3 separate regions of the Homo sapiens genome follow, and regions 1 and 2 are each linked to region 3. A link is a contact called in ENCODE Hi-C or POLR2A ChIA-PET data. All regions are on one chromosome and are shown on one strand. The core of a region is the stretch at or near the end of the contact, and the rest is flanking DNA. Distances in the headings are between cores, read along the strand shown. Region 1 holds the start of ANKRD26 (ankyrin repeat domain containing 26). Region 2 overlaps APBB1IP (amyloid beta precursor protein binding family B member 1 interacting protein). Region 3 overlaps PDSS1 (decaprenyl diphosphate synthase subunit 1).

Region 1 (3,724 bases), core at 319-2,818, 360 kb before region 3:
AGTCAGTGTTCTCCACACTTGAGTATTTTTTGTTTGTTTTTGTTTTTGTTTTTTGAGAGAGAGTCGTGGTCTCCATCCAAGAGTCTCCACTCCAGAGGCAGTGGTGTGAACCTCTGCCTCCCAGGTTCAAGTGTTTCTCCTGCCTCAGCCTCCCGAGTAGCTGGGACTACAGGCATGCACCACCACACCCAGCTAATTTTTGTATTTTTAGTAGAGACGGGGTTTCACCACGTTGGCCTGGTCTCGAACTCCTGACCTCAGGTAATCCACCCACCTCGGCCTCCTAAAGTGCTGGGACTTGACTAGCTTCATAGATCACCTTGGGGAGTGTTGAGGAGACAACATAACTTTCTAGCTGGGGTAGTGTAGGAGGAAAATTCTTGGTGACGATAGTGGAAACCACTCTCCCACATCAAAACCATTTGATCTAGCTAAGCTGGAGAGGCCTGAGAAGTGTTGTTTTGTTTTTGCTCATTTCTCACTTGGCAATAAAGACGCCTGTTCTGGGGCCAGCCACCTCCTCCACAAGGGACCCTAGAGCTGTCCAGAGCTATGGAGGTGCATTCCAGCAGCAATTTCTGCTGAGACTCCACTTGACGTCTGCGTTGCTAATTCCAATTTGTTGTCAAATTATTCAATCTAGGCTGGGCGTGGTGGTTCACACCTGTAATCCCAGCACTTTGGGAGGCTGAGATGGGAGCATCATTTGAGCCCTGGAGTCGGAGACCAGCCTGGGCAACATGGTGAGACCCTGTCTCTACAAAAAATGCAAAAATAGCCGGGCGTGGTGGCTTGCGTCTGTAGTCTCAGCTACTCACTCAGGAGGCTGAGGTGGGAGTATCGTTGAGCCCAGGAGGTGGAGACTGCAGTGAGCCGTGATTGCACCACTGCACTACAGTCTGGGCGACAAAGCGAGACTCTGTTGGGGAAAAAAAAAAAAAAAAGAAGAAAGAGATGTAACCTTGGAAAATCAAAAGCAAAAAATAAAACATAAGGCTGGGCCAAAGGCAGAGGGGTGGGGGAAGGAGGCATGCAGAAATGCGTTCTCATTTCTTCTGGAGAATGTGCATTGGTTTCTCCTCGTAAGTTTGCACTTGACACATATTGCCACGATCTCCGAAATCCTGTGCCCTCTGCACTTGACACATATGCCACGATCTCCGAAATCCTGTGCCCTCTGTTGTTGCATCTGTTAAGTTCTCATGGAGACCAGATGGCACCCAAAGGGACATGGAAGGGGAATAAACTGAGAGATAGGGAGATTCAGAGAGTTTCTTAGGGGAGTTTTCTCGGAGAAGAGGCTTTCAGCATCTTAAAACTCCACGCTACTCCAGTCCCAGTCATGCGTAAAGGCTGCTTCCCCACAGGCGCGAGGCTTCTTTTCGCAAACGTCCTGAACACTCAGCCAGACTCCCACCGACATTTGTTTGACAGGAACGCAGGGCTCGTCCCAGTCGCCGAGATTTGCGAGGTCTGGGCCTTGCACATGCGCATGGAGCACACTTGACCACTGGGCCTTCGTGCGCACGCGCGTGGACCTTGCCATCTGAGGTGCGCATGCGCACTTGTGTCTAGCGGGATCGCTTGCTTGGTAACCCGGAGGGAGAGATTGGAAACCGCGGAGTTTCCTTTGGGAGGCTGCGGCCAGCCGGGGCTGACTTGTTATGTTGGGCTCCGGAGGCCGTTAAGAGCCGAGAGAGACATGAGGTGTCTCTGAAGCCCGGTCGCCTGGGCCATGAAGAAGATTTTTAGTAAGAAGGGCGAGTCGCCCTTGGGCTCCTTCGCGCGGCGGCAGAGGAGCAGCGCGGGAGGCGGGGGCGAGCCGGGGGAGGGCGCCTACTCGCAGCCCGGCTACCACGTCCGAGACCGAGATCTCGGCAAGATCCACAAAGCTGCCAGCGCGGGTAATGTGGCGAAAGTGCAGCAGATCCTTTTGCTCAGGAAGAATGGCTTGAACGATAGAGACAAGATGAACAGGTAATAGGCGTCGCAAGCCCGGACTGAGTGCCACTGGAGTAGGCGGGCAGGAAGAGGGGCCCCTTTTGTGGGAGCCACCCAGGGCCTGGATCAGCCTCCCGCGGGCTCCGTAGCCCCTGGGACGGTGACACCTTGCAGGGCTCCAGCGCCCAGGCCGCCTTTCTGAGCAGAAAAACAAAAACAGAACTCTAGCTGGTTTCCGATCCCCCCGAAATCCCTTAGAGAGCACTTAAGTGACAATTTTAAAGTGAATTAACGAACAAAAGCACGTACAGCGTTTTATTTTTAATGTACACATTTAAGATACAATGTCATACACTTATGGAAAGGTGCATAATGAGATAAGCAGTTTCCATAATATAGCAACTTCTGGGTTAAAAATTATTTCTATAAAATCTGTTATTCGTCAGGCGCGGTGGCTCGCGCCTGTAATCACAGCACTTCGGGAGGCTGAGGCGGGAGGATTGCTTGAGGCCAGGAGTTCAAGGCCAGCCTGGGCATTATAGCGAGACCCCCCCCCCCAACTCTAATAGTCTCAGCTACTTGGAAGGCTGAGGCAGGAGCATCACTTGAGCCCAGGAGTTCTAGGCTGCAGTGAGGTATGTCAGTGACAACAGAGCAAGACCCTATCTTTCAAAAAGAAAAAGAAATAAAATGCCTTTAGGAAATAGATATACAAGTAATTTGTTTTTCTCAGCATTGCTTAAGCAGTGTATTAAGGAGAACCCATAGAATGGATTTTGTGAATAAATGTCAGTGCATGATAATATGTGACCATTGAAAGTGGCAGTAGAGGCCAGGCGTGGTGGCTCGCGCCTGTAAACCCAGCATTTTAGGAGACCAAGGCAAGCGGATATCCTGAGGTCAGAAGTTCGAGACCAGCTTGGCCAACATGGTGAAACCCCGTCTCTACTAAAAATACAAAAATTAGCTAGGCATGGTGGTGGGAGCCTGTAATCTCAGCTACTCCGAAGACTGAGGCAGGAGAATCGCTTGAACCTGGGAGGCAGAGGTTGCAGTGAGCCAAGATCGTGCCATTGCACTCCAGCCTGGGCAACAAGAGCAAAACTCTGTCTCAAAAAAAAGAAAGAAAGAAAAGAAAGTGGCAATAGATACAGAAGTGTATTGGCATGTGAGGATATACTTTGGTATCTCAAGTGAGAAAAAAAGTTTGATTATACATACAGACTGTGGTCTTGTGTTAGCTGAAAATATGTACAAAACGTGGTAAAATTTGGCCAGGCGCGGTGTCTCACGCCTGTAATCCCAGCACTTCGGGAGGCCGAGGCGGGCGGATCACGAGGTCAGGAGATCGAGACCATCCTGGCTAACACAGTGAAACCCCGTTTCTACTAAAAATACAAAAAAATCAGCCGGGCATGGTGGCGGGCGCCTGTAGTCCCAGCTACTCCGGAGGCTGAGGCAGGAGAATGGCGTGAACCCGGGAGGCGGAGCTTGCAGTGAGCGGAGATCACGCCACTGCACTCCAGCCTGGGCGACAGAGCAAGACTCCGTCTCAAAAAAAAAAAAAAGTGGTAAAATTTGTTATTTCTGGGCATTTGTATAATAAGTCAAACTTTTTTCTTTATGATTTCTGCAATGAGTATGTATAAAAGTTCTAGTGAAAATTTATTATTAATGAAGTAATCCTTGGGAAGAGAGGAATATGAATCTTGCACAGATAAAAATCATTTCCCACTTTCTTTTTTTTCTTTTTTTGGTGGATTGCTATCGTCTGACAACTTTT
Region 2 (3,624 bases), core at 45-2,544, 280 kb after region 3:
ATGGATCTTTCCAGAAAAACTTTCAGTAATCCCTCTCTCCCTCCCTCCATCCCTCCCTCCCTTCCTTCCTTCCTTCCCTTTTCCTACCTTCCTTCCTTCCTTTCGACAGAGTCTTGCTTGGTCACCCAGGCTGGAGTGCAACGGCAAGATCTTGGCTCACTGCAACCTCCGCCTCCTAGGTTCAAGCGACTTTCCCACCTCAGCCTTCCAAGTAGCTGGGACTAAGGGTGCATGCCACCTCGCTCAGCTAATTTTTATATTTTCAATAGAGACGCGGTTTCACCGTGTTGGTCCAGCTAGTCTCAAACTCCTGACCTCAAGTGATCCACCGACCTTGGCCTCCCAAAGTGCGGAGATTACAGGCATGAGACACCACATCCAGAGAGTTTCAGTAATACTTTCAAGAAATCATTCATTAAGTCCTTGCACTTTCGGCTCCATACAACTTCTCTGCTGTCCAAGGGCTTGACAAAGGTATTAGTCAGGCCATAAAAATATCCAGATTTCATAAATACCAATAAAGACCCAGCTTTAAGTGTTTTCTGAAGGAATGGTGGTAACAAGTTTACCCTTTCAGAGCAAATAATTTAGTCATTGTAGCTATGATCCAGATTATCTTTAGGATAAATCTTCCCTGATCTTTGTTTGGTATTATACTTATTCCTGTTATCTAATCTCTATAGATATTGCTTCAGAGGGAAGCAGAAAACTCATACTTATCTGTGTCTTCCTCTCCCTCCTCATTTTTAAGCCCTGCAATTATACTTCCCATTGCATAGAGAGCATTTCCACCAGGCAGCCCTACCGGTGGTTTAAATGCAACATGGCCTCCTTCCAGCCTCCTCTTCAGCCTGTTCCCAGGTCCCCTGGCTTACCAGTATAGGTTTTGGTATAGGGAGATCTAAGCCAGATGTTATCTTGGGAACTGGGGACAAAGTCAGCACAGAGAAACCCTGGATGAAAATCAGATACTGAGTTAGGAGTTGAACAGTGCAGTGAAGTGAGGCTGCGACTGGATGTCTGGGTAAAGGATACCAAAATCAAAGGTGAGGCCAGGCACAGTGGCTGATACCTGTAATCCTGGCACTTTGGAAGGCGGAGGCAGGAGGATTGCTTGAGGCCAAGAGTTCAAGACCAGCCTGGCAGCAGAGTTAGACCCTGTCTCTTAAAAAAGAAAAATTCAAATGCGATAGTTACCAGAAATTGGGGAACTGAAAAAGAAGCGTACATTAGAATTTGAAAAAGCAGACCAGAGAAAGGGAAGACAAGGCTCGGAGAAGAAACACAGGTGGGCTGACTTGATGGCTATGAACATCTGCAATGACCAAGCACAGCCTAGCTCCTGTGCTGTGAGTGTCTAAAAGGAGCCACTTGGACACAAGGACTCCTCTTTTCAGATAGTATCCCTCTCTTGCTAAAGAAACAAACACCCAAAAAACCAGCCTACATTTATCTTGACCTATAGCCCAATAACCTTCACTAAGCCAATCTTCTCAGAAGCATCACCTATTCTGGAAGTCCCAAATATGATCAGTTTGTCTGGTCAGTTTAGCCTTTCTAATGCCCTTGAACTTGTCCCACACTTTCCCCAGCTACCATCCTAGTACAGGTCTTCCACATCTTATCAGGATTCTGCCCCCAGCTTACTTTTCATCTTCCTATCTCCAATCTCTCCTTCTTTTCTTTTGTAATTATTTTTCATATGCCTACACAGGCTCAAACAGTCTCTCCTTTTTTTTTTTTTTTTTTTTTAGACAGGTTCTTGCTCTGTCACCCAGGCTGGAGTGCGGTGGCATGATCACGGCTCATCGCAGTCTCAACCTCCTGGACAAAAGCCATCCTCCCACCTCAGCCTCCTGAGTAGCTGGGAATACAGATGCTCGCCACAGTCTCTGCTTCTTAAATCAGCTTCTATAATGCCACCAGAGTTTTCTTCTTAAAACCCAGTTCTGTCATATTCTTTCAAGTAGCAAAACTTTTCAGTGGCTCTCTACTGTCCATAGGATTTAATATAAACTCCATAAGGTGGCTTTTAAATTTTTCCATAGTCCAACCCGCATCAACCCCTCCAACCTCATCTTTCAGACATCCATCCTGTTCTCTCCTAAAATCTACTCCGCTGCTATCACTGCTATTTTCCCTATAATTCCTAGGCACACCAAAGGCTTTCACTTAATGTACTGAACCCAGAGTGCAAATTGCACCTAGTGCATCCATTTTCCCGTGGATAGAGCAGCTCCTTGCATGCAGGTGAAATGAAACAATCCACCTATTTAAAGTGTATAATTCAATGGTTCTGGCATATTCACAGGGTTGTGCAACCATCACCACAATCTAATTTTAGAACATTTTCTTCTCCTATAAAAGAAACCCTGTATCCGTTCACTCCTCCTCTCCCCATCCCTTAGCAATCATTATTCTACTTCCTCTCTATATAAAGCTGCCTATTCTGGACATTTCCTATCAATGGGATGATACATTAATGTGGTCTTTTGTGTCTGGCTTCTTTCACTTAATGTGTTCAAAGTTCAATCCAAAATGTAATATGTGCTGACACTTCATTTCTTTTTATTAGTTGATGGACATTTGGGTTGTTTCCATTTTTTCAGCTAATACAAATTATGCCGGTATGAACACTTGCCTGCACATTTTTGTGTGGATGTATGTTTCGATTTCTCTTGGCACTCCTAAGAGTGCAACTGCTGGGGCATATGGTAACTCTGTAAGTATTTAACTTTTGAAGAATTGACACACTGTTTTCCAAAGCTGTGGCCTTGGAACCACAAACCAAAAAAAAAGAAATCCCCCAAAACTCTAAACAGCTGAATCAGCAGACATAGTGTAAAATTCAACTTCGGGAAGTGTATGTATTTTATATGTGTTTCACATAACAGTAACCACGTAACTTTACTAAGTTAACGTGAGCATCCCCAAAGACGTTTTTCTTCTTATTATTATTATTCTTTTTTTTTTTTGTTCTGTCACCCAGGCTGGAGTGCAGTGATGCAATCTCAACTCACTGCTACCTCTGCCTCCTGGGTTCAAGCAATTCTCCTGCCTCAGCCTCCCAAGTAGCTGGGATTACAAGCGCCCGCACCACACCTGGCTAACTTTTTTGTATTTTAGTAGAGACAGGGCTTCACCATGTTGGCCAGGCTGGTCTCAAACTCCTGACCTTGTGATCCGCCCGCCTCGGCCTCCCAAAGTGCTGGGATTACAGGCGTGAGCCACTGTGCCCAGGCCTGACTTTTTCCTTCTTAATGATACACTCACAGTACTTTACTCCATGGCCCATATTTATATTTAAATTAGCCGAGCAATATCATATACTGTTTTTCCTGGCATCCCTCTCATTTGCCTCTTGGCAAAAAATCAGAACTACCCAACTCCATTCAGCATCCTGTCTCATCCATTTCCTGAACAGCCAGAATAGAGTCCTGCAGCAGAGACAGCCTCTGAGCAGAGACAGCCATCAAAAATGAAATTGTTCCCTCATTGCTTCATCATGTGTTGTCAAACTGTGGAGAGCCATTCAAAGCCCTCCCAATTTCTCCACATCCTCATCAATACCTGTTATTGTCTCTCTTTTGGATTATAGCCATGCTAATGGATGTGAGGTGGTAT
Region 3 (3,640 bases), core at 585-3,084:
AAGGAAGAGAAGCAGAAGAAAGGAAAGATTTGGTTTTTTTAAAAAAGATATTTGAAAATTAAAAAAGTTTCACCAGAGAAAGTAAAACACTTCCATTTTGTTTCTGAAGCTTTCAAAATCCAATTAACATGAGGTTTTTATTCTTAAAGAGAATATGTACACATACGTACATGGGAGGACGCTGTCATCCCCTGGGACTTCTCCAGAAATCCCCAAAACTCTTTTTAAATCCTCTGAACCAACTGTTATCAGGAAACCCCTTAAGAGAGATGTTAAAAATAAAGGAATTCCAAAAGACAGGGAGTTTCTGTCAAGTGCTGGCTGGAGTAAACTCCAAGACAACCCACCACACCAAATTAAAAAGGAAAAGGTGGTTTCCCAAGAATGCTTGTCCTGGTCCAGTGTTCACAAATGGAAAAGTTCAAAGACCATCTCATCAGCAAACAAAACTCACCTACCAAAGGGAAAGGATTACAGACGTCTTAGAACTACTCCACCAAGTAGGTATGTTGTTTACAATAGCAAAGACATGACACAGAGATGATTCTTTGAGTATCGTCAGTGCCCAGGTGGGTTAGTTACCTGCTCTGTGGGAAGGCCTGTGTGGTATCATAGCTACTAACTTCTCAGCATTACCAGTGGCAATAACACTATGTATGATGTAATAAAATGAATACTGGTCTTAGACTTGTTCAGTTCCCTGCTGTGCCATTTACCAGATGTTTAATTTTGGCGAGGTTTGGGCATCAGTTTCTTACTTGCAGAATAAACACCATAATATCTACCACAAAGAGGAGTTGTGAGATTAGAGATAATGTATGAAAGAATCCTTTGTAAACTAAAAACACATTTTCATTAAGTGGAGATATTGCATATTCTTACGTTATTTTTGGAACTTGTTTTTACCTGAATTAATCTTAGTCCCATATATCTTTTGACACATTTCTTGCTAAGAATCTCTTGTTTTACAGTGTATTCCACAAAAGAGCCTAACCTTGCTGTTTTATTAGAAGGCAACTTATAAATACATACTTGGCTAACTTCTGGCCCATGTGCCACAAGACAGAAACATCAGTCTACTTTTGAAATGAGTCCTGTCCAGAGTCACTTCCTGCTTGGACTCCATTCTGTGTTCCCTTTTCTGAGGCTGCAATGTGCCTTTTCAACTCACTGCCTTATGGGCAGATGAGAACACTGCTGTCTGGTGAGCATGAGTAGGTGCCTCATGACTGGGATTTCCCAGCAAAGCACACATAAAACCATGGCTTCGGGTACAGTAATCTTTTTTTTTCCTTTTGCTTGCTTTTTTTAACCAGCCTTTTTTTTTTTTTTTTTTTTTTTTTTTTTGAGACGGAGTCTCACTCTGTCACCCAGGCTGGAGTGCAGTCTCGGCTCACTGCAACCTCTGCCTCCCAGGTTCAAGGATTCTCCTTCCTTGGCCTCCCGAGTAGCTGGGATTACAGGCATGCACCACCAGGCCCGGCTAATTTTTGTATTTTTAGTAGAGACGGGGTTTCCACCATATTGGTCAGGCTGGTCTTGAACTCCTGACCTCATAATCCAACTGCCTCAGCCTCCCAAAGTGCTGGGATTACAGGCATGAGCCACCGCCTAACCAGCATTTTTCAGTCTCTTGTAGATTACTGACAGATACTATGCAGAGGTCCATTTCCCCTTTCCCCCACTATATATGAAAGCAGAGATAGCCATTACTCCTTTGTGTGTGTAGGGGAAAGTAAGTTAGTTTCTTCTGAAATATATTCAGAGTGAAACACAGTCCGAAGAGGCCAGCCTCCTCTCACCCAGTCACCTTAAGGTTTAAGTAGGACTCAACCGGTAACTTAGTATCCTGGGGTTCATAACAAGTACTTAACAATTTGAAGATTTTTACAAATAGAGCAACCAAAACTTTCTCATAGACTTCTCCAGGGAAAAAGGCTTTTTCCTTTTATCCTGATAATCTGAGCCTAGGTAAAGGAATCTTTACCAAGCTAGCTGGATTTCAGCACACTCAGTCCATCTTGCTTTCCTTCACTCATGTTTACTAACAAGTATCTGAGAAGTAATGTTCGCAGTTATATAGGTTACTGGTAGCCAGTGCCTCATTTTTCTAATCCCCAGCATAACACCTACATGGCTCAAATGTTCCTCACTCTTGCCTTAATGTACAAAAGGAGGTTTTATAAATTTTTGTCAAAACTGGGCACATGTATTATACTCTTTGATTTTGGGCTGGCAAGTAAGCCTCATTGGGAGAGAGGACCTATTTACAGCATACCTTTCACTTCTTACCTCAGCCTCCAAAGTTTGAGAGGATGGAAGCCTTGTAATAATGAGGGTGGGTGTTCCTACCGAGTACCCCAACATCTCCATTCATAGCCTTAGCAAGCTGCCAAAGTAGCCTGGTCCAGCCACCCAGAACGTCAGCCTCCCCTGGGAAGAATCATGCTGCCAATGGCTATGCTAGATAGTGGGTGAAAGATGACCTTTCCTCTCTCCAATCAGAAACCCACCAAAAGCAAGGGCCGTGGTTTCTGTATCACAGTGGAATCACTGAATTTTATGGAGGACATGACTGACCTTTGTAAACGTGAAGACAGAATAGAGGCAAAATCTCTGAAAGACCAAAAGTTACTATAATTTTACACCAAAGAGCTAATGTTGAATTTCATGGCACGGTGATGAACATCTTACTGCTTTGCAACATAACAAATTAAATACTACTAAGATGAAAATCTATTAACGAGATGTTCCAACACCAGCTAATGTCTCACTTATTTCAAGTAACATTCAGTACAGCCACAAGCCATGTGGCAGGGTCTGGAGGAGGCTGTGAGAATGTCTGCTTTGTCAGTCGAGGGAACATCTTTGAAGCTTCCTAAGCCTTTCATTCACATTAAGGGGGACTCAGTCCCTCAATCCGGAGAAAGAAGGAACTATGTGGGTCTACTGCACTCCACTGACTTCCTGACATTTTGAGGCAATGGCCGAGGTTCTAAAGCCTCTCTCAGAGCAGCAGAGTCTCATTAAACTTCTAGAACCGGAGAATTTCTTATGCTTGGAGGCCCTTGATGCTTCCTATGCCTTTTAAGGGGCTCTGAGGACCACCAAAGTCCAGTCCTATAATCAAGACTTAGAAACCGTTCACTTTGCCAGTGGCCAAAATATATGGAAATAATCACGATGCTACCTCAAATGCCTATGGCACACCACAAGACACAAAGATCTCAAATAGGATCTTAGCTAATCCTCACAACCACCCTGGGAGAAAGGTGATCTTCTCAATTTCACAGATAAGGAAACAGTCTTAGCAAGGTGAAATGACCAGCCCCAACATCTCACTCAGCCAGGATCAAATGCAGACCTGTGATCTCTTATCTGAATGCCTTCCCATCTATTCCTTTATGCAATCTTCCCATCAGCTGTGCCGCGGGACATCAGTTCTGTGGGGCTATGCAGTGATGTGTCAAAGGGAGTTTGTAAAACCTACCTGCTGACAGGCAAACAGGACAGGACCAGTGGCTAACCCGAGCTTCAGATCAGCTGATGTTGGTTTGCCCATCTGGTCAGAACACGAGGTGAAGTCCAATACATCATCTATTAGCTGGCAAAAGGAAAAATGGGATGTAAGGAGCACCGC

The links. A loop is a pair of places that touch in the nucleus more often than their neighbours do. ChIA-PET counts read pairs that join two places held with the same protein, here RNA polymerase II (POLR2A). Pooled maps may share reads with other maps.
Region 1: a loop to region 3 is called in a map of naive thymus-derived CD4-positive, alpha-beta T cell, with 2.2 times the contacts of the local background. The contact joins the promoter of ANKRD26 here to the enhancer-like site in region 3. A Hi-C loop is called at or near these places in 2 of 168 maps with a recorded cell type or tissue (colonic mucosa and naive thymus-derived CD4-positive, alpha-beta T cell), 2 of 37 single-sample maps with no recorded cell type and 14 of 50 pooled maps. POLR2A ChIA-PET finds 5 or more read pairs at or near these places in 1 of 52 experiments (activated T-cell).
Region 2: a pooled map shows a loop between it and region 3 (2.9-fold over the local background). The contact joins two enhancer-like sites. A Hi-C loop is called at or near these places in 7 of 37 single-sample maps with no recorded cell type and 11 of 50 pooled maps.

Annotation. Positions count from the first base shown.
Region 1 is chr10:27,098,338-27,102,061 of GRCh38, reverse strand. ANKRD26 (ankyrin repeat domain containing 26) reads left to right here and starts at 1,568. Exons shown (of 34, transcript NM_014915.3): 1 at 1,568-1,977. The coding sequence starts at 1,736. RefSeq lists a silencer at 1,722-1,901 and an enhancer at 2,072-2,131.
Region 2 is chr10:26,454,866-26,458,489 of GRCh38, reverse strand. The region is part of intron 2 of APBB1IP (amyloid beta precursor protein binding family B member 1 interacting protein); the gene reads right to left. Among named protein-coding and RNA genes, the nearest start is that of APBB1IP, 18 kb to the right of the region's middle. Within about 2 kb of position 1,294, at least 3 of the 41 ENCODE cell types and tissues checked have a DNase peak (open chromatin) inside an H3K27ac peak, as active enhancers do.
Region 3 is chr10:26,735,430-26,739,069 of GRCh38, reverse strand. PDSS1 (decaprenyl diphosphate synthase subunit 1) reads right to left here. Exons shown (of 12, transcript NM_014317.5): 10 at 3,491-3,604. Among named protein-coding and RNA genes, the nearest start is that of PDSS1, 40 kb to the right of the region's middle. Within about 2 kb of position 1,834, at least 7 of the 41 ENCODE cell types and tissues checked have a DNase peak (open chromatin) inside an H3K27ac peak, as active enhancers do.